Linked DNA regions of Homo sapiens: regions 2 and 3 are each linked to region 1. The links are chromatin loops, found by intact Hi-C in ENCODE. Cell type or tissue: heart left ventricle. All regions are shown on one strand. Each heading gives the region's core, and the rest is flanking DNA. Links, peaks and the distances in the headings are about the cores only.

Region 1 (9,109 bases), core at 2,919-7,918:
TCTATATCCACACAGAGCAGATAATTTTGCAGCATTAGTAAGTGGTACATGACAGTTATATTTCTTTCTTTCTTTTTTTTTTTTTTTAGACAGAGTCTTGCTCTGCTCCCCAGGCTGGAGTGTAGTGCTGCGATCTTGGCTTGCTGCAACCCCCGCCTCCAGGGTTCAAGTGATTCTCCTGCCTCAGTCTCCCGAATAGCTGGGACTGCAGGCATGTGCCATCATGCCTGGCTAATTTTTGTATTTTTAGTAAAGACAGGATTTCACCATGTTGGTCGGGCCGGTCTCGAACTCCTGACCTTGTTATCTGCCTGCCTCTGCCTCCCCAAGTGCTGGGATTATAGGCGTGAGCCTCTATACCTGGCCTGACAGTTATATTTCACAATACCTGCTGAAAACCATAATGTATTCATTTTATGAAAATCAACTAATAAGATATTCTAGCAGCCTATGATAAAATGAATTGAGAGGAATAACTGCATATATAAAATGTTCTTGTTTAAGGCCATGTGTGGAAACTTAAAAAAAAAATTATTGGCCAGGTGCAGTGGCTCATGTCTGTAATCCCAGCACTTTGGGAGGCTGCAGCAGGTGGATCACCTGAAGTCGAGAGTTCGAGACCAGCCTGACCAACATGGAGAAACCCGATCTCTACTAAAAATACACAATTAACCAGGCATGGTGGCGCATGCCTGTAATCCCAGCTACTCGGGAGGCTGAGACAGGAGAATCTCTCGAACCCAGGAGGCAGAAGTTGCGGTGAGCCGAGATCGCACCATTGCACTCCAGCCTGGGCAACAAGAGCGAAACTTCATTTAAAAAAAAAATTATTGTCCGTGGAATAATAAACAGTTTTGTCTTAAGAGAAAGAAGCATTTTTATTTAGAACCAACACAATAAGAACTGGAATATGATTTTTAAAAAAATTCTATATTGACAAATTATAGTTATATATATTTACAGGAAACAAACTGATATTCTGTTATAGGTATACAATATGGACTGATGGAAACAAGCCTATTACCATATAAGTCATCTCAAAAACCTATCATTTACTCCTAATGTTTTCACCCAGTGACCAACATCTCCCTATTCCCTCCAGTCCCCAACCTGTGGTAACCCACATTCTACTCTTTGCTGCTATTAGTTTTATTGGTTTAGATTCCAAATGTAAGTGACAACATGCAGTACTTGTATTTCTGTGCTGAAGCCTGGAAAAACAGAATACGCACCCCATGTAAGACTGAGGATCAATGACAGAAGGATTTTGTTAGGTGTCTTTACGGTTATGCTGAGAACAATCTTAGAAGATAGAACCCACTCGCTTATCACACACCCCCATGAAAGTGGCAAAAGCAGAATGGAAGAAATGGCCGAGGGACCTCGACAGGCGGAGACGGCTGGAGACTCTTCCATGAGGTTTGGGGCAGCAGATGCCAAGGAGCAGCAGCCAATGTTTCCATCTCCTGAGCAGGTCTTCCACGCACAGGAAATGGGGTGGAACATAAACAGGTCTAGACGTCAGGACTAAGGACTATGGAGGCTTCCCCTCTGACCCATATGGACTAAGAACTGAGCACCATATGGAATTAAATACAGAGGGAGAGACCAAGAAAGAAAGCAGTTTCTTCAGAAGGAACCATAGAGTTCAAATGACAGGGTGTTGTCCATCATGATAAAGACTTTGCCTCTATCTCTAAGGCAACTTATTTTCCCAAAGAACTCTCTCATCTGCAGAGAGTTTCCCACTTTATTTATTTATTTATTTTGAGACGGAGTTTTGTTCTGTCCACCCAGGCTGGAGTGCAGTGGCATGATCTTGGCTCACTGCAACCTCCACCTCCCGGGTTCAAGCAATTCTCTTGCCTCAGCCTCCTGAGTAGCTGGGACTACAGGCACACGCCACCATGCCCGGCTAATTTTTTTTTGTATTTTTAGTAGAGATAGGGTTTCACAATGTTGGTCAGGCTGGTCTCGAACTCCTGACCTCAAGTGATCTGCCCACCTTGGCCTCCCTAAGTGTTGAGATTACAGGCGTGAGCTACTGTGCCCCCTCCCACACTCTAGTTAATGAGTGGCCTTCTCTCTGCCCATCTGAGCTCTTACCTGTGACCACGCCTTTGACACATTCCGGCGTTCTTGGTTTTCTTGCTATTTTCACACAGCTCTTCACAGTCCAGGGCTCTTTCCCTTCCTCCAACATGGAGATAATATTCATATCAAAATGACACAGTCCTGTTTATAAAAAGAAAGGATCACAATGTGCCGGGGCTTTTCCAGAATCCCAGCCCTATGTTTACATGAGAGGACATTATATGTGGATCTAAGAAAACTTCAAAAATTCATCCACTGGGCCAGGCGCGGTGGCTCATGCCTGTAATCCCAGCATTTTGGGAAGCTGAGGTGGGTGGATCACAAGGTCAGGAGATGGAGATCATGATGGCTAACATGGTGAAACCCTGTCTCTACTAAAAACATAAAAAAAAATTATCCAGGTGTGGTGGCGGGCGCCTGTGGTCCCAGCTACTCGGGAGGCTAAGGCAGGAGAATGGCATGAACCTGGGAGGCAGAGCTTGCAGGGAGCCTAGATCACGCCACTGCACTCCAGCCCGGGCGACAGAGCGAGACTCCGCCTCAAAAAAAAAAAAAAAAAATCATCCACTGAATGCCTCCTTCTGAATACCCAGGAAACATGGTACATGCTGATAGAAGGCTCTATTCCACCAACAACTTAATCCAAAGCAGAGAGGTAGAAAACAGGAAATCTGACATTTCAAAAGTCTAACACAATGTATTATGCATACAAAAGCTCTGAAACCTCAAATGATGAAGTACAAAGGAGGCAGAACATCTGAGAAAGGGGAAGATTAAAGTCCAGGTTTCCCATGATTAAGCTTTCCATTTCAGAGTCAACAGGACTTCAATCTCAGTCAAGCAATGCAGGGGCTCTCCAGGGACTCGTAAGGGAAAATGCAACAATAGACAAGAACAGATCTTGACTTCTGGAAGAAAGTCATCCTCACCCAGAGAAACAAGGTTCCAGTAGTTCTCCAACATCACGTCCCTGTATAAGATCCTCTGAGCAGGGTCCAGGCATTTCCACTCCTCCTGAGAGAATTCTATGGCCACATCCCTAAATGTCAACCGTACCTAAAATGAAAAACACATTTCACCAAGTGGCTAAGGGGAGAGTTCAAAATTTCACATAAAAGGAGAAGAGGAGAAAAATGTGAGAATAGGTTAAATTGAAGTGGGTGAGCTGACAGATCCAGATTGTGACAATGTGACATACAGATTTGGTCTTCATCCCCCTCTCCTGACATAAGAGCTCACTTGAAATCAGTGGAGTGATAAGTATCTTTTTGTACATTAATGGGATAATTGGTGTCTGGAGCACCTAGGTAGCTTCAGGATGGAGGGCGGTCACCGGAACTAAGGCTCGGTGGGTGGTCACTGGAAAGGCTGAGGCTCGGTTAGACTAAGCCTCTGTCCTCTCGGGAGGACAGAGGGAATGAAAGTTCAGTTGATCACCAATGCCAATAATGGAAGCAAGGCCTCCATAATGGGGCCTCCATGAAAACTCAAAAAAGACAGAATACATGAGAGAATACATCCCAGCTCCTCACTCCTTTCCCATATCTCAACTAATAGATCACTTCCATCTAGATGTTCATCTGTGTGCTTTGTAGCATCTTCTATAATAAATGGGTAAATATAAGTGTTTCCCTGTGTTATGTGAGCCACTCAAGCAAACTAATCAATTTCAAGGAGGGGGTCATCAGAATTCACAATTCACAGCTGGTCATTGAGAAGCACAGGCCACAACTTGTGTTTGTGACTGGCATTAATGTGTGTGCGCTGTTGTGGGATTGAGCCCTCAGCCTATGGGAGCTGACCCTATATCCAGATAGACAGTGTCAGAATGGAATCAAATATGAGAACACCCATTTGGTGTCTGTTGCAGAATTGTTTATTTGATGTGTAGAGGAAAACCCAATACATCCAAAATCACAGAAGTATTTGTATTATGGAAGCAAAGCAGGAGAAACTGAGTCTGTTTTTCCCATATTTTCCTACGCATTAAGGACTTTTGAGCAAGTTATGTCTCCCTAATTCTGTCTTATTATTCTTTTACCTAAGAGGTTGTGATATCCTCTATATCAGTGTCGATTTCTCAGTTTTATGGGCAATAAGTATACAAATAAAAAACAGAAAACAAGGTTATCTCTATGGAAGTGTTAGACATTATGTTTGACATACTGAGTGATATTCAATAACTACATGAACTAAATAAGCACAACTGGTATCTTAAGAAATGATAATGCGGCCGGGCGTGGCGGCTCATGCCTGTAATCCAGCACTTTGAAAGGCCGAGGCGGGTGGATTACTTGAGGTCAGGAGTTCAAGACCAGCCTGGCCAACATGGTGAAACCTGTCTCTACTAAAAATACAAAAATTAGCCAGGCGTGGTGGCAGGCGCCTGTAATCCAAGCTACTCGGGAGGCTAAGGCAGGAGAATCACTTAAACCCAGGAGGTAGAAGTTGCGGTGAGCCGAGATCACGCCACTGCACTCCAGCCTGGGTGACAGAGTGAGACTCCATCTCAAAAAAAGAAAACTGTACTGAAGTGATGCTGTCTATAAGACAGAGGAGTAGGAAGTCCCAAGCACTACCCATGGAGACACAGATTTAATAACACTACATGGACCAAATTGTCTTTGTGGGAAATCTGGCAACCACATCAGAGGTCAGAACTCTTTTGAAACACCTGCTCACCTGAGGCCCTATCCTGCCATGATGTAGTATCACTGTGAGAAAACCACACTTCCATTTTCTCCTGGGGAGAGAAAGTATGGGAATATCCATCTAACATTCTGACTTTTTTTTTCTCTTTTTTCCTGTAACACAACACAAGGCTCATAACGTTCTGACTTTTCAGGGCACTGCTAAGGGACAAGTTTCTGTCTTGCCTGAATATAAACACTGAAGTAACAGGACCCCAGGTAAGGAAGCTACTGAGAACAAAGCCATCCGTCATAAACCAGAGCTTGTAGTAACGTACGCAGACATTAGGTGGCGGTGCAGCCCCCAGCTTACTAGGACACCAGCGAGGCTGCGGAACAGCCGGCAGACAACAGAGGCATTCCTGCATACAAACTGGCACAAGCTCTTTAGTTAAGCTACAATCAAAAAGTCCACGGAGGACGCATCCTTAGAAAAGGCTTGAGGGATCTCCAGAGCCTCTAGTCAGGATGACTGTAGCATGTCTTCCCTGAAGGAAGCCAGAATCAAAAACTACAAGTGGCTGATTAGTGAAATGCTGTGGTCCCAACAGGAGATAACGAGATATCAAAAGAAGCCAGGCACGGTGGCTCACACCTGTAATCCCAGCACTTTGGGAGCCGAGGCGGGTGGATCACGAGGTCAGGAGTTCGAGACCAGCCTGGCCAAAATGGTGAAATCCCGTTTCTACAAAAAATACAAAAATTAGCCGGGCGTGGTGGCGGATGCCTGCAATCCCAGCTACTCAGGAGGCTGAGACAGAGAATCGCTTGAACCCGGGAGGTGGAGGTTGCAGTGAGCTGGGATCCCACCACTGCACTCCAGCCTGGGTGACAGAGTGAGACTCCATCTCAAAAAAAAAAAAAAAAAAGCAAAAGAAAAAAAGAAACATGGACCATATGCAGCAACATATTAAATCACCACAAAGTAATACTAAAGAAGCAGATATATATATATATACATTATCAAAGAAATAACAATAAGACTCCTAAAGTTGCTCAGTGTATTAAGACAGTACTCATAAACAACTTCAGAAAATCAGAAAAACAATAAATATGAGATTATCAACAAAGAGATAAAAATTATGAAGAAGAAACAGAAATTCTAGAGCTGAAAAACATAACTGAATTAAAAAACACACTAGAGCCAGGCGTGATGGCTCACGCCTGTAATCCCAGCACTTTGGGAGGCTAAGGCGGGCGGATCACGAGGTCAGAAGTTCGAGACCAGCCTGGCCAACATGATGAAACCTCATCTCTACAAAAATACAAAAACTTAGCTGGGCATGGTGGTGGGCACCTGTAATCCCAACTACTCGGGAGGCTGAGGCAGAAGAATCGCTTGGACCCAGGAGATGGAGGTTGCAATGAGCTGAGATCGCACCACTGCACTCCAGCCTGGGAAACAAGAGTTGCCACCTCAGGGGAAAAAAAAAATACACAAAATTAGCTGGGTGTAGTGGCATGAGCCTGTAGTCCCAGCTACTCAGGAGGCTGAGGTAGGAGGATCATTTGAGCCTAGGAGGTTGAAGGTACAGTAAGCTATGATCATGCCACCATATTCCAGCCTGTGCTACAAAGTGAGACCCCATCTCTAAAAAAAATAAATAAAAGGAGAAAATGAAATAGAAGAATGATGAAGATAGCCAGGCATGGTGATGTGTGCCTGTAATCCCAGCTACTCAGGAGGCTGAGGCAGAAGAATCAGCTGAACTCAGGAGGCAGAGGTTGCAGTGAGCCAAGATCACACCACTGCACTCCAGCTTTGGGTGACAGAGTGAGACTGCATGTCAAAAAAGAAAAGAAAAGAAAAGAAAAATGAACAAATGAACATAGCCTAAGGGAAGTGTGGAACACCATCATGTGGTCAACTCCAATGTCAAAGTAAGAAGAAGGAGTATAAGAGAACTTAACCTACTGTGTCTGAGTGAGAAAGAAAAAATCTGTATACTCTCATAAGTAGTAAGGCAACTGGAGCAGCAATCAAAAAAAAAAAAAATCCTAGAACAAAGACCAGGAACACATGCATAACTCATAAGCACTGTACAATTCTACTCAATGTTGAATGAAGAATTAACAATTCTCAAACAATTCCAAATAAGTGAAGAAGAGGAAACAACAAAAAACAATTGTATGATACCACCCTTAGTCTGACACCACCCAAGCAAATATATGACAAGGAAACAAAAGTGTAAGATATTATTCGTGATAAACACTGATGCAAAAGCCCTCAACAAAATACTAGGAAACCAAATTGTAAAGACATTAACAGGATTATAGTCCATGACCAAGTGGACTACACACTGGGAAGACAAGAGTGGTTCAACAGAAGAAAGTCAATGTAATACACCACACTGACATGGTGAAGGACCAAAACCACATGCTCATCTCAATCGGTGCAAAAAAAAGTTATTTGACAAAATTCAACATAGTTCATGATAAAAATGCTCAACAATTCGGGCACGGTGGCTCACGCCTGTAATCTCAGCACTTTGGGAGGCCAAGGCAGGTGGATCACCTGAGGTCAGGAGTTCAAGACCAGCCTGACCAACATGGAGAAACCCCGTCTCTACTAAATACAAAAATTTAGCCAGGCATGGTTGCACATGCCTGTAATCCCGGCTACTTGGATGGCTGAGGCAGGAGAATCTCTTGAACCCGAGAGGCGGAGGTTGCAGTGAGACTGTGCCACTGCACTGCGCTCCAGCCTGAGCAACAAGAGCAAAACTCCATCTAAAAAAAAAAAAAAAAAAAAAAAATAGGCTCAACAAATCAAGGAAACTTCAGAATATTAGATTTGGCAAAGATTTCTTGGCTATGACACCAAAAGGAAACACAATAGCAGCAAAAAAAAAAAAAAAGGGACTGCATCCAACCGAAAAACTTTTGTGCATCAACAGATGCTACCAAGAGTAAAACAGTATGCCTGTGACAAGTCCTAGCCAGAGCAATCAGGCGAGAGAAACAGAAGGCATTCAAACAGAAAGAGGGCTGCATGCAGTAGTTTGCACCTGTAATCACATCACTGTGGGAGGCCAAGGTGAGAGGGTAGTTTGAGTCCAGGAGTTCGAGACCAACATGGGCAACATAGTGAGACTCTGTCTCTATTTTTTAGCAACGACAACAAAAACAACAAACGAAAAGGAAAAGGAGGAAGTCAAATTATCTCTCTGAGAAGGATATGATTCTGTATCTAAAAAACCCTAAAGATTCCACTAAAAGACTCCTAGACCTGATAAATGACTTCAGCAAAGTCTCAGGATTTAAAATCAAGGTACAAAAATCAGCAGTACTTTTTTTTTTTTTTTTGAGATGGAGTTTCGCTCTTGTTGCCCAGGCTGGAGTGCGATCTTGGCTCACCACAACCTCTGCCTCCCCGGTTCAAGCAATTCTCCTGCCTCAGCCTTCCTAAGTAGCTGGGATTACAGGCATGCACCACCACGCCCGGCTAATTTTGTATTTTTAATAGAGACTGGGTTTCTCCATGTTGGTCAGGCTGGTCTTGAACTCCCGACCTCAGGTGATCCGCCTGCCTTGGCCTCCCAAAGTGCTGGGATTACAGGCGTGAGCCACTGTGCCCGGCCCAGTCAGCAGTACTCTTAAACGCCAATAATGTTCAAGCTGAGAAACACATCATCAAGAATGCAATCCTATTAAAAATAGCCACACCCCCCAAAAAATGACTAGGAGTATGTCTAACCAAGGTTGTGAACTATCTCTATGAGGAGAACTACAAAATACCAGTGAAAGAAATCAGACAACACGAACAAATGGAAAAGCATTTCATGCTCATGGGTTGAAAGAATCAATATCAATGAAATGTCCAAACTGCCCAAAGCAATCTATAGATTCAACAGTATTCCTATTAAATGACCAACATCACTTTTCACAGAATTAGAAAAAACTTCTAAAATGTATATGAAAGCAAAAAAGAGCTCAAAGAGCCAAGACAATCCTAAGCAAAAGGAATAAAGCTGGATGCATCACATTACCTGACTTCAAACCATATTGCAAGGCTACAGTAAACAAAACAGCATGGTACTGGTATAAAAACAGACACATATACCAATGGAATAGAACAGAGACCCCTAAAATAAAGGCCCACACCTCCAACCAACTGATCTTCAAGAAAATCAACAAAAATAAACAATGAGGAAAGGATACCCTATTCAATAAGTGGTGCTGGGAAAACTGGCTAAACATATGCAGAAGAATGAAACTGGATCCCTATCTCTCACCATATAAAAAAATTAACTTGAGATGGATTAAATACTTAATATAAGACCTCCAACTATAAAAATCTTAAAAGCAAACCTAGGAAATACTCT
Region 2 (10,303 bases), core at 3,362-8,361, 280 kb after region 1:
TGGTTGATTCTTTGTGATTTTCTTTCTTTTTTTTTTGAGACAGTCTCACTCTGTTACCCAGGCTCTTTTCTTTTTTTTTGAGAAGGAGTCTCACTCTTGTCACTTGGACTGGAGTACAATGGCACGATCTTGGCTCACTGCAGCCTCTGCCTTTCGGGTTTAAGTGATTCTCCTGCCTACTAACTGAGATTACAGGTGCCTGCCACCATGTCCGTATAATTTTTTTGTATTTTTAGTAGAGACGGGGTTTCACCATGTTGACCAGGTTTTTCTTGAACTCCTGACTTCAGGTGATCCGCCCCCATCAGCATCCCAAAGTTCTGGGATTACAGGTGTGAGCCACCGCACCCAGCCAGTGATTTTCTATATAGAATGTCGTATCATCTACAAGGAAATAATTTTTTTTTTTGAGACAATGTCTCTCTCTGTCGCCAGGCTAGAGTGCCGTGGAATGATCTTTGCTCACTGCAACCTCTGTCTCCCACGTCCAAGCAATTCTGTCTCAGCCTCCTGAGTAGCTGGGACTACAGGCGCATGTCACCACACCTAGCTAATTTATTTATTTTTTTTATTTTAGTAAAGACGGGGTTTCACCATGTTGGCCCAGATGGTGGGCCAACATGGTGAGTACCTTGAAGAGAACTTGAAAGAATATGTTAGATCGCCTAACCTCATTATCCGCCCACTTCGGACTTGCAAATTGCTGGGATTATGGGTGTGAGCCATGAGCCCGGCCCCAACAAATGTAATTTTACTTCTGTCTTTCTGATTTGGATGAGTTTTATTTCTTTTGCTATTTAATTGCTCTGCCTAGGACAGCCAGTATTTATTGAATATCAGGGGTGAGAGCATTCTTGCATCATGTGATATCCTACAGGAAAACCATTCCATTTTCCTTCATTGGTTATTTCAGCTGTGGTCATTTCATGGATGATTTTTATATTTTTGAGGTAAAACTCTACCTATATTGTTTAGGATTTTTACGAAGAATGAATATTGAGTTCTGTGAAATGCTTTTTCTCTATCTATTGAGATAATGTGTTTTTTATCTGTCATTCTGTGCAAGTGTGTATCCCATTGATTTGAGTATGTTGAACCATCCTTGCATCCCATGAATAGGTAGCACTTGGATGTTTACAATCCCTTTTTATATCCTCTTGAATACAGTTTGCTAGTATAAGGGTCTTCAAGAAGTTCATGGAAAAATACATATTATGAAAAATTTGTGCATAAATTTCACACTTTTTGTACCAAAATAAACCAGTATAAACTTGTTATAACGTCTGAACAGGCTCTAGTTTGAGGCACTCAGAAGGATAAGACATCAGTTTGAAAAGAACCTCTATCACAGCAATACAAATTCTGTTAAAACAAGAAGAAACATCAAATTTACGATGAGACCAGACGCAGTGGCTCAGGCCTGTAATCCCAGCGGTTTTAGAGGCCCAGGCAGGTGGGTGACGTGAGCCTAGGGATTCAAGACCAGCCTGGGCGACATAGGGGACCTCTTCTCTGCTAAAAGTAAAAAAAGTCAGCCAGGTGTGGTGGTGCACTGCTGTGGTCCCAGCTACTCTGGGCACTGAAGTGGGAGGATCAGTTGAAGCAGGGATTTTGAGGCTGAAGTGAGCCCTGATCTCACCACTGCACTCCAGCCTGGGTGACAGAGCTAGACCCTGTCTCAAACAAGCAAATAAATGAGAGGCATAATTCCTCCTTTGAGAATAAAGGAAAAGATTTCCCTTCCTTTTGTCTCTTTTCTCAGGACGTTTATTTAGAAAATTTGTAAATGAGGCCGGGCGTGGTGGCTCACGCCTGTAATCCCAGCACTTTGGGAGGCTAAGGTGGGCGGATCACGAGGTCAGGAGATCGAGACCATCCTGGCTAACACGGTGAAACCCCGTCTCTACTAAAAATACAAAAAATTAGCTGGGCGAGGTGGCAGGCACCTGTAGTCCCAGCTACTCGGGAGGTTGAGGCAGGAGAATGGCGTGAACCCAGGGGGGCGGAACCTGCAGTGAGCCGAGATCGCACCACTGCACTCCAGCCTGGGTGACAGCGAGACTCTGTCTCAAAAAAAAAAAAAAAAAAAAAAGAAAATTTGTAAATGTATTTTCTCTGTCTTCAGAAGTGGTATTTTTTAGAAACAATAAAACTTGTTTTCATCTTAGTGGTGATCCAGGGGTGTTTTTCTAAAGGACTTGGGAGTTCTGTCTTTGAAATGCCAACAACAAAAAAGATAGTACATCTATCTCAGTAGTAAATTAAGTAATTCAAAATGAAGCTGGGTGCGGTGCCTCACGCACTTTGGGACAGTGAGGCAGGTGGATCACCTGAGGTCAGGAGTTCGAGACCAGCATGACCAACGTGGTAAAACCCCATCTCTGAGATACAAAGGAGGTTGCAGTGAGTGGAGGTTGCACCACTGCACTCCAGCCTGGGCAACAAGAGTGAAACTACTTCTCAAAAAAAAAGAAAAAAAAATCAAGTAATTCCAATTTAAAGCTGTTGGACCTTTAAATAATCCTACTTTTTTTTTTTTTTTGAGATGGGGTACCCCTCTGCATCACAGGCTGGAGTGTGGTGGCCTAATGTCAGCTCACTGCAACCTCCACCTCCCGGGTTCAAGTGAATCTCCTGCCTCAGCCTCCGGAGTAGCTGGTATTACAGGCATGTGCCACCACGCCCAACTAATTTCTGTATCTCTAGAAGAGATGGGATTTTGCCATGTTGGTCAGCTTGGTCTCCAACTCCAGACCTGAAGAAAGTGATCCGTCTACCTTGACCTCCCAAAGTGCTGGGATTACAGGCATGAGCCACTGCCTCCAGCCTCTTCTTTTTTTTTTTTTTGAGATGGAGTTTCTCTTGTTGCCCAGGCTGAAGTGAAATGATGCTATCTCAGCTCACTGCAATTTCTGCTTCCCAGGTTCAAGCAATTATCCTACCTCAGCCTAAACCTACCAAAATCAAAATGGCTAGGAGAGTGACCTGTGGTCGTCCTCACTGCTACACCCCCACCAGCTCCATGACAGTTTAAAAATGCCATGGCAACGTCAGAAAGCTACGCTATAAGGTCTGAAGAGGGGAAGCATGAATAATTCACCCCTTGTTTAGTAGATCATTAAGAACCTCACTCATCCCTGGCCTGCGTACTCTGTCCCGCATCCCAGGCGGTGGCCCTAGGGAAGTCTCCGGAGCTGAGCACAGGGTGGACTCTCCCTCCCGAGTGAATGAGGAATAGGGAGAGGATTTCTACTCTGTTCTGTGGGCCTTCAGCATAAAATTGCTCTTTCCACCCAGGCAGAGATTTGCATTTTACATTCTAGTTTGCATCCCCGTTTCAGGCAATTCCAGGGCTTTTGAATTATGCTTCAGCATCCCGGGCGGGTCTCGCCTCCAAAACCTGGAAAACACAGGCTGCAGAGCGAGGCGGAGCAAATTGTAGGCCCCGCCCTGCCCAGCCCAGCCCCGCCCCGCCCCGGGGATCCCTACCCCGCGGGCCACTTATCCACTTCCGTGCCACGCCCCTTGCCCTTCGCGCCCCGCCCTTCCTCGCCCGGGCCCCGCCCACCTTATCAGGGTTCCTCCCAGGCCTGGCTCCTGTCCTGCGCAGATTCGCACAGACACGGCAGCGGATCACCTCAGTGAAGGTCACACTGCAGCGCCTGAGTTTGGCTCTGTCTCTAGTTAAGTCGGCCCTTCGCAGGCCCCTGGCTCTGCTATACTTGGGACGTGGGGTCCCCAGAGACCTGGAAATTCCCACCCCCTTTTCTCCAAATAGAGCATATTGAGACTTCCCTGTGAGGGTCTGCAGGTCGCTTCCTTTTGGGGTTTTTTTTGCAGAGACAGAGTCTCACTCTGTCGCCCAGGCTAGAGTGCGGTGGCGCAATCTTGGCTCACCATGACCTCTGCAGCCCAGGTTCAAGCAATTCTCCTGCCTCAGCCTCCTGAGTAGCCAGGACTACAGGCACCTGCCACCGTGCCTGGATAATTTTTGTAGTTTTTGGTATAGACAGGGTTTCACCATCTTGGCCAGGCTGGTCTTGAACTCCTTGTCAGGCCTCTGAGCCCAAGCTAAGCCATCGTATCCCCTGTGACCTGCACGTGTACATCCAGATGGCCTGAAGCAACTGAAGATCCACAAAAAAGTGAAAATAACCGGTTCCTGCCTTAACTGATGACATTACCTTGTGACATTCCTTCTCCTGGACAATGAGTCTTAGAAGCTCCCCACTGAGTAAAAGGATATTAACCCCAGAGGCAACAAAAGAAATTAAATTAGTGGAAGAAAAAATTCAGTCAGCACAAATAAATAGATCCCTTAGTCTCACTCCAACTTTTGATTTTTGCTACTGCACATTCTCCAACAGGCATCATTGTTCAAAATACTGATCTTGTGGAGTGGTCATTCCTTCCTCACAGTACAATTAAGACTTTTACATTGTACGTGGATCAAATAGCTACATTAATTGGTCAGAAAAGGTTATGAATAGTAAAATTGTGTGGAAATGACCCAGACAAAATAGTTGTTCCTTTAAACAAGGAACAGGTTAGACAAGCCTTTATCAATTCTGGTGCATGGCAGATTGGTCTTACTAATTTTGTGGGAATTATTGATAATCATTACCCGAAAACAAAAATCTTCCAGTTTTTAAAATTGACTACTTGGATTCTACCTAAAATTACCAGACATAAACCTTTAGAAAATGCTCTGACAGTGTTTACTGATGGTTCCAGCAATAGAAAAGCAGCTTACACAGGGCCAAAAGAGCGAGTCATCAAAACTCAATATCAATTGGCTCAAAGAGCAGAGTTGGTTGCAGTCATTACAGTGTTACAAGACTTTGATCAACCTATTAATATTGTATCAGATTCTGCATATGTAGTGCAGGCTACAAAGGATGTTGAGACAGCTCTAATTAAATATAGCATAGATGATCAGTTAAACCAGCAGTTCAATTTATTACAACAAACTGTAAAAAAAAAAGAAATTTCCCATTTTATGTTACTCATATTCGAGGACACACTAATTTACCAGGGCCTTTAACTAAAGCAAATGAACAAGCTGACTTACTGGTACCATCTGCATTCATAAAAGCACAAGAACTTCATGCTTTCACTCATGTAAATGCAGCAGGATTAAAAAACAAATTTCATGTTGTAGGGTCCAGCCCCATAGGGTCGGTGGGTCTCTCCCCATGTGCAGAGATGAGAGAGTGTAGAAATAAAGACACAAGACAAAGAGATAAAAGAAAAGGCAGCTGGGCCCGGGGGACCACTACCACCAATGCACGGAGACCGGTAGTGGCCCCAAATGTCGGGCTGCGCTGTTATTTATTGGATACAAAGCAAAAGGGGCAGGGTAAAGCGTGTAAGTCATCTCCAGTGATAGGTAAGGTCACGTGGGTCACGTGTCCACTGGACAGGGGGCCCTTCCCTGCCTGGCAGCCGAGGCAGAGAGAGAGAGGAGACAAAGAGAAAGACAGCTTACACCATTATTTTTGCATATCAGAGACTTTTAGTACTTTCACTAATTTACTACTGCTTTCTAGAAGGCAGAGCCAGGTGTACAGGATGGAACATGAAGGCGGACTAGGAGCATGACCACCGAAGCACAGCATCACAGGGAGACGGTTAGGCCTCCGGATAACTGCGGGCGAGCCTGACTGATGTCAGGCCCTCCACAAGAGGTGGAGGAGCAGAGTCTTCTCTAAACTCCCCCGGGGAAAGGGAGACTCCCTTCCCCAGTCTGCTAAGTAGCGGGTGTTTTCCCTTGACACTTATGCTACCGCTAGACCACGGTCCGCCTGGCAACGGGCGTCTTCCCAGACGCTGGCGTCACCACTAGACCAAGGAGCCCTCTGGTGGCCCTGTCCGGGCATAACAGAAGGCTCGCACTCTTGTCTTCTGGTCACTTCTCACTGTGTCCCCTCAGCTCCTATCTCTGTATGGCCTGGCTTTTCCTAGGTTATGATTATAGAGCGAGGATTATTATAATATTGGAATAAAGAGTAATTGCTACAAACTAATGATTAATGATATTCATATATAATCATGTCTATGATCTAGATCTGGTATAACTATTCTTGTTTTATATTTTATTATACTGGAACAGCTCGTGTCCTTGCTCTCTTGCCTCAGCGCCTGGGTGGCTTGCCGCCCACAGATGTCACATGGAAACAGGCAAAAAATATTCTACAACATGGTACCCAGTGTCAAGTCCTACACCTGCCCACTCAAGAGGCAGGAGTTAATCCCAGAGGTCTGTGTCCTAATGCATTATGGCAAATGGATGTCACACATGTACCTTCATTTGGAAGATTATGATGTGTCCGTGTAACAGTTGATACTTATTCACATTTCATGTGGGCAACTTGCCAGACAGGAGAAAGTACTTCCCATGTGAAAAAACATTTATTGTCTTGTTTTGCTGTCATGGGAGTTCCAGAAAAAATCAAAACTGACAATGGACCAGGATATTGTAGTAAAGCTTTCCAAAAATTCTTAAATCAGTGGAAAATTACACACACAACAGGAATTCCCTATAATTCTCAAGGACAGGCCATAGTTAAAAAAAACTAATAGAACACTCAAAACTCAATTAGTTAAAGAGAAGGGGGAGACAGTAAGGAGTGTACCACTCCTCAGATGCAACTTAATCTAGCATTCTATACTTTAAATGTTTTAAACATGTATAGAAATCAGACTACTACCTCTGCAGAACATCTTACTGGTCAAAAGAACAGCCCACATGAAGGAAAACTGATTTGATAAAAAGACAACAACAATAAGACATGAGAAATAGGGAAGGTGGTAACTTGGGGGAGAGGTTTTGCTTGTGTTTCACCAGGAGAAAATCAGCTTCCTGTTTAGATACCCACTAGACATTTAAAGTTCTACAATGAACCCATCAGAGATGCAAAGAAAAGCACCTCCACGGAGATGGAAACACCACAATCAAACACCATCGATTCACAAGGTGAACAAAATGGTGATGTCAGAAGAACAGATGAAGTTGCCATCCACCAAGAAAGCAGAGCCGCCGACTTGGGCACAATTAAAGAAGCTGACACAGTTACCAAAAAAAAGCCTAGAGAACACAAAGGTGACACAAACTCCAGAGAACACGCTGCTTGCAGCTTTGATGATTGTATCAACGGTGGTAAGTCTCCCCTTGCCTGCAGGGGCAGCTGCAGCTAATTATACCTACTGGGCCTATGTGCCTTTCCCGCCCTTAATTCGGGCAGTCACATGGATGGATAATCCTATTGAAGTATATGTTAATAATAGTGCATGGGTACCTGGCCCCACAGATGATCGTTGCCCTGCCAAACCTGAGGAAGAAGGAATGATGATAAATATTTCCACTGGGTATCGTTATCCTCCTATTTGCCTAGGGAGAGCACCAGCATGTTTAATGCCTGCAATCCAAAATTGGTTGGTAGAAGTACCTACTGTCGGTACCACCAGTAGATTCACTTATCACACGGTAAGTGGAATGTCTCTCAGGCCACAGGTAAATTATTTACAGGACTTTTCTTATCAATGATCATTACAATTTAGGCCTAAACAAAAGCCTTGCCCCAAGGTAATTCCCAAAGAATCAAAAGGCACAGAAGTTTTAGTTTGGGAAGAATGTGTGGCCGATAGTGCGGAGATATTACAAAACAATGAATTCGGAACTATTATAGATTGGACATGTCGAGGTCAATTCTACCACAATTGCACAGGACAAACTCAGTCATGTCCCAGTGCACAAGTGAGTCCAGCTGTTAACAGTGACTTAACAGAAAGTTTAGACAAACATAAGCACAAAAAATTACAGTCTTTCTACCCTTTGGAATGGGGAGAAAAAGGAATCTCTACTCCAAGACTAAAAATAATAAGTCTTGTTTCTGGTCCTGAACATCCACAATTATGGATGCTTACTGTGGCCTCATATTGCATTAGAATTTGATCTGGAAATCAAGCTATATAAAGAAGAGATCGCAAGCCATTTTATACTATCGACCTAAATTCCAGTCTAACAGTTCCTTTGCAAAGTTGTATAAAGCCCCCTTATATGCTAGTTGTAGGAAATATAGTTATTAAACCAGACTCCCAAACTATAACCTGTGAAAACTGCAGATTGTTTACTTGCATTGATTCGACTTTTAATTGGCAGCACCATATTCTGCTAGTGAGAGCAAGAGAAGGCGTGTGGGTCCCTGTGTCCATGGACTGACCGTGGGAGGCCTCGCCATCCGTCCATATTTTGACTGAAGTATTCAAAGCCATTTTAAATAGATCCAAAATATTCTTTAATTGCAGTGATTATGGGACTAATTGCAGTCACAGCTACGGCCTCTGTGGCAGGAGTTTCATTGTACTCTTCTGCTCAGACAGTAAACTTTTTTAATTATTGGCAAAAGAATTCTACAAGATTGTGGAATTCATAATCTGGTATTGATCAAAAATTGGCAAATCAAATTAATGACCTTAGACACAATGTTGTTTGGATGGGAGATAGGCTCACGAGCTTGAAACATCATTTCTGGTTACACTGTGACTGGAATATGTCACATTTTTGTATTACATCCTAAGCCTATAATGAGTCTGAGCATCATTGGGACATGGTTAGATGCCATCTACAAGGAAGAGAAGATGATCTTACTTTAGACATTTCAAAATTAAAAGAAAAATTTTTGAGGCATCAAAAACCCATTTAAATTTGGTGCCAGGAACTGAGGCAATCGCGAAAGCTGCTGATGGCCTCGCAAATCTTAACCCGGTCACTTGGGTTAAAACCATCGCAAGTTCCACTATTGTAAATTTCATATTAATCCTTGTGTTCCTGTTCTGTCTGTTGTTAGTCTGCAGGTGTACCCAGCAGCTCCGAAGAGACAGCGACCATTGAGAATGGGTGATGACGACGATGGTGGTTTTGTCAAAAAGAAAAGGGGGAAATGTGGGGAAAAGAAAGAGAGATCAGACTGTTACTGTGTCTATGTAGAAAAGGAAGACATAAGAAACTCCATTTTGATCTGTATTAAGAAAAATTGTTCTGCTTTGCGATGCTGTTAATCTGTAACTTTAGCCCCAACCCTGTGCTCACAGAAACATGTGCTGTATTGAATCAAGGTTTAATGGATTTAGGGCTGTGCAGGGTGTGCCTTGTTAACAATATGTTTGCAGGCAGTATGCCCGGTAAAAGTTATCGCCATTCTCCATTCTCTGTTAACCAGGGACACAATGCACTGCGGAAAGCCGCAGGGACCTCTGCCCTAGAAAGCCTGGGTATTGTCCAAGTTTCCCCCCACTGAGACAGCCTGAGATATGGCCTCATGGGAAAAGAAAGACCTTATATCCCCCAACCCGACACCCGTGAAGGGTCTGTGCTGAGGAGGAGTAGTGAAAGAGGGAGGCCTCTTTGCAGTCAAGATAAGAGGAAGGCTTCTGTCTCCTGCTCATTTCTGGGAATGGAATGCCTCGGTGTAAAGCCGACCATTCATTCTATTCTGAGGTAGGAGAAAACCGCCCTGTGGTTGGAGGTGAGACATGCTGGCAGCAATACTGCTCTGTGACTCTTTGCTACACTGAGATGTTTGTGTGAAGAGAAACATAAATCTAGCCTACGTGCACATCCAGGCACAGTACCTTTCCTTGAACTTATTCATGACACAGATTCCTTTGCTCACGTTTCCCTGCTGACCTTCTCGCCACCATCACCCTGTTGCCCTGCCACACTCCCCTCACAAAGATAGTAAAAATAGTGATCAATAAATACTGAGGGAACTCAGAGACCAGCGCCGGTGCGGGTACTCGCACACTGAGCTCCGGTTGTCTGGGCCCACTGCTGTTTCTCTATACTTTGTCTCTGTGTCTTATTTCTTTTCTCAGTTTCTCATCTCCACCTGATGAGAAACACCCGCAGGTGTGGAGGGGCAGGCCCCCTTCAGGCTGAGGCAGGGGAATCACTTGAACCCAGGAAGCAGAGGCTTGCAGTGAGTCGAGATCCCACCACTGCACTGCAGCCTGGATGACAGAGAAATACTCTGTCTCAAAACAAAAGAAAAGAAATAAGTAAATACATAAAAGAAAGTAACAGATCTCTTCCACAAATGTGGAATGGACAACTAACTGGATATCCACATGGAAAAGAACAATGTTGGATCCCTATCTCATACAATCAACCTCTTATTTTAAAACGTAAAAAAAAAACAACGAAAAATAAAGAGAGAAAGAGAGAAACGAGGAAGGGAGCCCTGCGGGAGGGGGTGTTACTTTGTCGCCCAGGCTGGCCTGGACCCCCAGGTTCAGCGATCCT
Region 3 (8,696 bases), core at 2,563-7,562, 110 kb after region 1:
TGTGAGATCTGACACTATCTTCATGCAGACAGTGTTGGAACTGAACTGGAGGACAGCCAGTTGGTTGCTTGCTGTTTGTTGGTGGGGAGAAACCCCTCGCATTTGGCCACAGAAGTCTTCTGTGTGGATTGTGGTGTTGGTGTGAGAGCAGAGGAAAACATGGTTTTTGAGTTGTTTTTCCTAAACAGCACCAAAAGTAAATTAACATGAGGTCACCTAACTGAGAAAAACTGAAACAAGTTCAAGGCTAACAATATGGAATTTCACCAAAGGTCATTATATACACAAACGCATTTATGTCCATATATTACTATCCTATTAGTTCATTAATAGATAATAGAGAACAGGCTGGGTGTGGTGGCTCACACCTGTAATCTCAGCACTTTGGGAGGCCGAGTTAGATGGATCACCTGAGGTCAGGAGTTCGAGACCAGCCTGGCTAACATGGTAAAACCCCGTCTCTACTAAAAATACAAAAATTAGCCAGGTGTGATGGCAGACACCTGTAATCCCAGCTACTCGGGAGGCTGAGGCAGGAGAATTGCTTGAACCTAGGAAGCAGAGGTTGCAGTGAGCCGAGATTGCGCCCCTTCACTCCAGCCTGGGCAAAAGAGTGAAACTCCATCTCAAAAAAAAAAAAGACAGTGGAGAACAAATTTAAGGCCACAGAAAATATTTAAAATATGATTTCAAATGATAAAACACATACAATTTATTTAAATGATGGTATGTCTTTTATAAAACCATGGGTGTATGCATCTACATATTCATGTGTGCACATCACATATACCAGTTAAATTAAGTGAAATAAGGAGATGTGTCTCAATGATGTATTTTTTTTTATGACATCTTTAGTTGTCTTTTTTGCTCATGTGCTTTTCAGAAAGTCTGGGACAACTGAAATGCATGAATTGTACTTGATTTAGTTTACAAACATTTTTGTAAATTAAGCTGTAAAAACGCTAAAACAAAAATATGTAAGAACTTGTACTCCAATTGGTATTAAATACAAATATTAAAAGTACAGATACCATTTTTTTCCAGTTAAATTTAGATATTTAGGCATTAACAAAAGCCCAATGGAGGTTTTAGTTTATTTTACTCATGAAATCCTAAGATTAGGACATTTTTTAATATCATACATGAATAGATTTCAGAAGTACATATTGCAACAATACTTACTCAAAGAAATTATTGGATAATTAAAAATCAGTCCAAAAAGGAAATTTGAAAAACACCCAAAAGCTAATATTAAACAAGAAAATTTCACCAAACATCATAATCAAGCAGTAAATGCTGGATGCATTTGATCTAAATTAAAATGGAGAAAATGGGCTGGGCATGATGGCTCATGCCTGTAATCCTAACACCTTGGGAGGCCAAGGCGGGTGGATTGCTTGAGCTCAGGAATTCGAGACGATCCTTGGCAAAATAGTGAGACCCCCATCTTTACAAAAAATATAAAAATTAGCTGGGTGTGGTGGCATGCACGTGTAGTCCCAGCTACTTGAGAGGCTGAGATGGGAGGCTGGCTTGAGCCCAGGAGGTGGAGGTTGCAGTGAGCCGAGATTGCACCACTGCACTCCAGACTGGGCGACAGGGCCGGACCTTGTATCAGAAAAAAAAAAAAAGGAGAAAATGGGGGCTCACCAAGGCTCCAGCTAAAGCCCACTTCAGAGCATGCCTGAGCTGAGACCAAGAAAAAGGTAAAGTAGGAGCTGGATCTGTTAAAACTAACAGATGACATACTCACAACCCAGGAGAAGAATGCATTGAAGTTTAAGAACTAATAACAATACTGTGAAAACAATCTTCATTCTTTCTTTAGCAGCTCTCATTAGACACAAACACACAATGCATCTCACGAGTACATTAGGAATTATACAATGCTACCTATTAAAATACGTTTCCAGACCTATTTAAAGAAATTATAAGACTGTACTAAAGTGATGATGTCAATAAAATAGAGGACTAGAACTCCCAAACACTACCTCCACCACGGAGACACAAATGTAGTAGCAATATATGAACCAATTGCTTTGTGAGAAACCCAGTGGTCATTTAAGAGGTTGGAACTCTTAACAGAAGTCTAGTAGGAAAATACAGGACATCTGCTCCCAGAGGCCTTACCCTGGCATGATGCAGTGTCACTGCAAGAAAAACACCAATTTCCCATTTCTCCTGGGAGAGGAAAAGTATGAAAACATTCATCCAATATTCTGTCTTTTCAGGGCGCTGCCTGAGGGATAAGTTTCTCTCTTGGTTGAATATAAGTAATGAAGGCCGGGCGCGGTAGTTCACGCCTGTAATCCCAGCACTTTGGGAGGCCGAGGCGGGTGGATCGCTTGAGCTCACGAATTGGAGACCGGCCTGGGCAACACGGTGAAACACCATCTCTATTAAAAATACAAAAAAAAATAGCCGGGCATGGTGATGCATGCCTGTAGTCCCAGCTACGCAGGGGGCCATGGCCAGAGAATCACTTGAGCCCAGGAGGCGGAGGTTGCAGTGAGCTGAGATCGCGTCACTGCACTCCAGCCTAGGCGACAGAGCGAGACTCTGTCTCAACAAAAACAACAAAAAAAAGGAGTTTGGAGTCAGAAACACAGTGACTCACTTGTTCGGCATCAAATGCAAATATAAATGAGGTGACAAAGCTTTCCCCACAGTCGTCTCATTTTACAGCATTTCGTGGGTGCTTGTACACACTAACATCTGACTTCATAACCAGCTTCTCTTATCACAGTTTACACAGAGCTGTCAATATATTCAAATATGTCCTGAACAATCCCTGTTGCCCAACAGCACTGACACCACGGGACCCTCACCCCGTCTCCATCCATGTCGGGGTGTGAGCCCTTCCCAGGTCCATGCCCCGTGCAGCCTCTTCCCAAGTTCATGTCACTGGGTCACCAGAGATGGAATCTAAGTGAGATGAGAGGGACTGAGGGAAGGCACGAGTGAGTGCGAGCAAACCTGTCAGGCAGGATGCTTCAGACTCAGAGAAGATTCCCAACTCCAAGGTCCAAGGTTTCTGAAAGGAAGGAGACAGAACAATCCACCGAGAATATCATCTCACCTGAGGAAGAGCCATCCCTGACTCCTTTGCCTTCCTCTTCCTCTTCTTCCAGGGTTCTACCTTGGGTAACATGAAAGAGACTTTAGAATTCAATCCTGAATGTCAAAAATACGCTGTTTGTTGGTTAGAATCAACACACCCCCTCCCTGGGCCATAACCTTATACACAGGGAAGACCTTATACACAGGGAAGATGGTCCTCTGCTGCCCACTGCACCAGAAAAGATGCAGGGATGAGAAACTCCTACAGGAAAAACAAGTGAGTTTCTGACCTCTTTCTTTAGAACCCACTCCCCTCCTGGAGAAGCCCCCACACAGGCTGCAGCAGTGGGGAGCTGGGCTGGAATGAGCTTCTGTTCGGGGCACAGACCCAGCCCTGACCAAACCCCATGCTGAGCACAGTCCCTCTCCCCTCTGTGAGTCATAGGCTGATCTCAGCCTTCAGAAATGATCAGCAGTGCCCTGGTGCTCAATAGTAGATACAGAATAACAGAACAGAACAAATCTTAAATGTCACTGAAGCTGGGCTGCAACTTATCTGAATGAAAATCTCTGCTAAGGGGGCGTAAGAGATGTATTTGCAAAATGCCTCAGCATTCTTGAGCTCCACTGAGAGGGGCCGAGCCCAGCACAGCCCCCCCACCTTCTGGCTGTACTTTCCCTGGGGGCCTTGTCATCAGGATCCAGACAGTGGAAGGTGAAGCAGCACAGAGAAACACGCAGAACAGCCAATACAGACAAGAGGTGAGGGTGGGGGTGGGGATGGAATGCTGAAGCGGGGGTCAGGGAGAGGGTCACGGAAGTCCCCACTGAGGAAGTGATATCAGAACAAAGACCTGGGTTAGGAAGGGTGTTTGCACCTGCACCTGAGGGGCCAGAGTCCTAGGCAGAGGGACCACCCATGTGAAGGCCCTGAGGCAGGAGCAACTTGGGGACCCCGGAAAAGGAAAGGGGCCTGAGTGGCTGGAGCAGAGGGAGCAAGGAGGCACAGGCAGGAGACGAGGTCAGAGAGGTCCTGGGGGAGCAGGTCAGGGAGGGCTGAGGTCTTCAAACAGTTTTTCTCCCACACCTCCAAAGAATGTTTAAGCTGGGCGCAGTGGCTCTTGCCTGTAATCTCAGCACTTTGGGAGGCAGAGGTGGGTGGACTGCTTGAGCTCAGGAGTTTGAGACCAGCCTGGGCAACATGGCAAAACCCCATCTGTAAAAAAGGTACAAAATTTAGTCAGGTGTGTTGGTACGTGCCTGTAGTCCCAGCTACTTGGGAGGCTGAGGTAGGAGGATGGCTTGAGGACAGGAGGTGGAGGTTGCAGTGAGCCAAGATCACACCACTGCAGTCCAGCATGGGCGACAGAGCGAGACCCTGTCTCAAAAAAAAAGACTAGAAGAAATAATAAATAATTTTTAAAACACTGGATTTCTTTAATCCACTTATCTTATTTTTAACTCGCAAATAATGTCATATCTTCTCTATTTTAAATACATGCTGACATGTTCAGCTAAGCCCCAAGAAGTACAGGGTGGCCCCCATCCACCCTGGGTCTGCTGGGGAACACCTTTGGGGGAATTCAGGATGACCCTTTTGGACATACGAAGGTGGAGATGCCTGTTCCACCTCCCAGCAGAGTGTTGAGGAGACAACTGGACAAAGGATTCCAGTGTTCAAGGGAGAAGTCTGCAGGGAACAGGGAGCCGTGTAGGTGGGTTTAAAGCTGTGAGATGAGATGATAAGGAAGGGCATGGGTTGTAGGGTCCGGCCCCACAGGATTGGTGGGTTTTCTCCTCGTGTGTGGAGACGAGAGAGCTTAGAAATAAAGACACAAGACAAAGAGATAAAAGAAAAGGCAGCTGGGCCCGGGGGACCACTACCACCAAGACGTGGAGACCGGTAGTGGCCCCGAATGCCAGGCCGCGCTGATATTTATTGGATACAAGACAAAGGGGCAGGATAAGGAGTGTGAGCCATCTCCAATGATAGGTAAGGTCACGTGGGTCACGTGTCCACTGGACAGAGGGCCCTTCCCTGCCTGGCAGCCGAGGCAGAGAGAGAGAGGAGAAAGAGAGAAACAGCTTACACTATTATTTCTGCTTATCAGAGACTTTTTGTACTTTCCCTAATTTGCTACTGCTATCTAAAGGCAGAGCCAGGTGTACAGGATGGAACATGAAGGCGGACTAGGAGCGTGACCACCGAAGCACAGCATCACAGGGAGACGGTTAGGCCTCCGGATAACTGCGGGCGAGCCTGACTGATGTCAGGCCCTCCACAAGAGGTGGAGGAGCAGAGTCTTCTCTAAACTCCCCCGGGGAAAGGGAGACTCCCTTCCCCAGTCTGCTAAGTAGCGGGTGTTGTTCCTTGCCACTTACGCTACCGCTAGACCACGGTCCGCTTGGCAACGGACGTCTTCCCAGACGCTGGCGTCACCGCTAGACCAAGGAGCCCTCCGGTGGCCCTGTCCGGGCATGACAGAGGGTTCGCACTCTTGTCTTCTGGTCACTTCTCACTGTGTCCCCTCAGCTCCTATCTCTGTATGGCCTGGCTTTTCCTAGGCTATGATTACAGAGGGAGGATTATTATAATATTGGGATAAAGGGTAACTGCTACAAACAAATGATTAATGATATTCATATATAATCATAACTAAGATCTATATCTGGTATAACTATTCTTGTTTTATATTTTATTATACTGAAACAGCTCGTGTCCTTGGTCTCTTGCCTCAGCACCTGGGTGGCTTGCCACCCACATTGGGTGTGGACAGGAACCAAGAAGCTCAGGGAGTAAGCCGTGCATAGTCCACATTTAGGGAACAGAAAAATCAAGAGACACCAGAAGAGGAAAGCGTGACGTGATCAGCGAGGTATCAAAAACTTGAAAACAAACAGTTTAAAAAGGTTAATGGTATGTCCTTAAAGCCAGGAAAACAGAAGAGAAAGTGAGAAAAGAAAAAAAAGGAACACAAAGAAGTTTTTGTGTACTATTCTCTTAAATAGAGCATAGAAGAGGGGAACTTACTACAGAAGGAAAAGTAGTTAAGGGTTTTTTTTTTTTTTTTTTTTTTTTTTTTAATTAATTTATTTTTTTTTTATTGATCATTCTTGGGTGTTTCTCGCAGAGGGGGATTTGGCAGGGTCATAGGACAATAGTGGAGGGAAGGTCAGCAGATAAACAAGTGAACAAAGGTCTCTGGTTTTCCTAGGCAGAGGTCCCTGCGGCCTTCCGCAGTGTTTGTGTCCCTGGGTACTTGAGATTAGGGAGTGGTGATGACTCTTAAGGAGCATGCTGCCTTCAAGCATCTGTTTAACAAAGCACATCTTGCACCGCCCTTAATCCATTTAACCCTGAGTGGACACAGCACATGTTTCAGAGAGCACAGGGTTGGGGATAAGGTCACAGATCAACAGGATCCCAAGGCAGAAGAATTTTTCTTAGTACAGAACAAAATGAAAAGTCTCCCATGTCTACTTCTATCCACAGAGACCCGGCAACCATCCGATTTCTCAATTTTTTCCCCACCCTTCCCGCCTTTCTATTCCACAAAACCGCCATTGTCATCATGGCCCATCCCCAATGAGCCGCTGGGCACACCTCCCAGACGGGGTCGTGGCCGGGCAGAGGGGCTCCTCACTTCCCAGTAGGGGCGGCCGGGCAGAAGCGCCCCTCACCTCCCGGATGGGGCGGCTGGCCGGGCGGGGGGCTGACCCCCCCACCACCCTCCCGGACGGGGCGGCTGGCCAGGCAGAGGGGCTCCTCACTTCCCAGTAGGGACGGCCGGGCAGAGGCGCCCCTCACCTCCTGGATAGGGCGGCTGGCTGGGCGGGGGGGCTGTCCCCCCCACCTCCCTCCCGGACGGGGCGGCTGGCCGGGCAGAGGGGTCCTCACTTCCCAGTAGGGGCGGCCGGGCAGAGGCGCCCCTCACCTCCCGGACGGGGCGACTGGCCAGGCGGGGGGCTGATCCCCCCACCTCCCTCCCGGACGGGGCGGCTGGCCAGGCGGGGGGCTGACCCCCCCCACCTCCCTCCCGGACAGGGCGGCTGGCCGACCCCCCCCCCCCCGCCTCCCTCCCGGACGGGGCGGCTGGCCGGGCAGAGGGGCTCCTCACTTTCCAGTAGGGGCGGCCGGGCAGAGGCGCCCCTCACCTCCCGGACGGGGCGACTGGCCAGGCGGGGGGCTGATCCCCCCACCTCCCTCCCGGACGGGGCGGCTGGCCAGGCGGGGGGCTGACCCCCCCCACCTCCCTCCCGGACGGGGCGGCTGGCCGGGCAGGGGGCTGACCCCCCCTCCCCCCTCCCGGACGGGGCGGCTGGCCAGGCGGGGGGCTGACCCCCCCCACCTCCCTCCCGGGCGGGGCGGCTGGCCGGGCAGAGGGGCTCCTCACTTCCCAGTAGGGGCGGCCGGGCAGAGGCGCCCCTCACCTCCCGGATGGGGCGGCTGGCCAGGCGGGGGGCTGATCCCCCCAACTCCCTCCCAGACGGGGCGGCTGGCCGGGCGGGGGGCTGACCCCCCACCTCCCTCCCGGACTGGGCGGCTGGCCGGGCGGGGGGCTGACCCCCCCACCTCCCTCCTGGACGGGGCGTCTGGCCGGGCAGAGGGGCTCCTCACTTCCCAGTAGGGGCGGCCGGGCAGAGGAGCCCCTCACCTCCCGGACGGGGCGGCTGGCCGGGCGGGGGGCTGACCCCCCCACCTCCCTCCCGGACGGGGCGGCTGGCCGACCCCCCCCCCCGCCTCCCTCCCGGATGGGGCGGCTGGCCAGGCAGAGGGGCTCCTCACTTCCCAGTAGGGGCGGCCGGGCAGAGGAGCCCCTCACCTCCCGGACGGGGCGGCTGGCCGGGCGGGGGGCTGACCCCCCCCACCTCCCTCCCGGACGGGGTGGCTGCTGGGCGGAGACGCTCCTCACTTCCCAGACGGGGTGGTTGCCGGACGGAGGGGCTCCTCACTTCTCAGACGGGGCGGTTGCCAGGCAGAGGGTTTCCTCACTTCTCAGACGGAGCGGCCGGGCAGAGACGCTCCCCACCTCCCAGACAGGGCTGCGGCCCAGCAGAGGCGCTCCTCACATCCCAGACAGGGCGGCGGGGCAGAGGTGCTCCCCACATCTCAGACGATGGGCGGCCGGGCAGAGACGCTCCTCACTTCCTAGATGGGATGGCGGCGGGGAAGAGGCGCTCCTCGCTTCCCAGATGGGATGGCGGCCAGGCAGAGACGCTCCTCACTTTCCAGACTGGGCAGCCAGGCAGAGGGGCTCCTCACATCCCAGACGATGGGTGGCCAAGCAGAGACGCTCCTCACTTCCCAGACGGGGTGGGGGCCGGGCAGAGGCTGCAATCTCGGCTCTCCGGGAGGCCAAGGCAGGCGGCTGGGAGGTGGTTGCAGCGAGCCGAGATCACGCCACTGCACTCCAGCCTGGGCACCATTGAGCACTGAGTGAACGAGACTCCATCTGCAATCCCGGCACCTCGGGAGGCCGAGGCTGGCGGATCACTCGCGGCTAGGAGCTGGAGACCAGCCCGGCCAACACAGCGAAACCCCGTCTCCACCAAAAAAAAAAACGAAAACCAGTCAGGCGTGGCGGTGCGCGCCTGCAATCGCAGGCACTCGGCAGGCTGAGGCAGGAGAATCAGGC

The links. Peaks named below come from ENCODE experiments on the same cell type or tissue, not always from the same donor. Only the 100,000 strongest peaks of a DNase experiment are listed, where the experiment ranks them.
Region 2: a loop joins it to region 1, with 2.3 times the contacts of the local background. A loop is called at or near these places in 2 of 110 quality-filtered maps.
Region 3: it touches region 1 in a loop (4-fold over the local background); 34 of 110 quality-filtered maps call a loop at or near these places.

The regions. Positions count from the first base shown.
Region 1 is chr19:53,072,034-53,081,142 of GRCh38, forward strand. ZNF160 (zinc finger protein 160) reads right to left here. Exons shown (of 6, transcript NM_001322131.2): 4 at 3,024-3,150; 5 at 2,107-2,235. Among named protein-coding and RNA genes, the nearest start is that of ZNF160, 27 kb to the right of the region's middle. In heart left ventricle, for the core only: a CTCF peak has its summit at 5,083 (motif pointing right); a DNase peak (open chromatin) is centred at 5,098; H3K27ac peaks cover 1,522 bases.
Region 2 is chr19:53,354,858-53,365,160 of GRCh38, forward strand. It overlaps ZNF845 (zinc finger protein 845), which reads left to right. Exons shown (of 4, transcript NM_138374.3): 4 at 1-2,049. Among named protein-coding and RNA genes, the nearest start is that of ZNF525, 5.7 kb to the right of the region's middle. In heart left ventricle, for the core only: a CTCF peak has its summit at 5,920; a DNase peak (open chromatin) is centred at 3,552.
Region 3 is chr19:53,179,805-53,188,500 of GRCh38, forward strand. It overlaps ZNF665 (zinc finger protein 665), which reads right to left. Exons shown (of 4, transcript NM_024733.5): 2 at 3,080-3,139. The coding sequence starts at 3,094. Among named protein-coding and RNA genes, the nearest start is that of ZNF665, 9.2 kb to the right of the region's middle. RefSeq lists an enhancer at 2,394-2,910. In heart left ventricle, for the core only: a CTCF peak has its summit at 5,551 (motif pointing left); no DNase peak of the experiment used is centred there.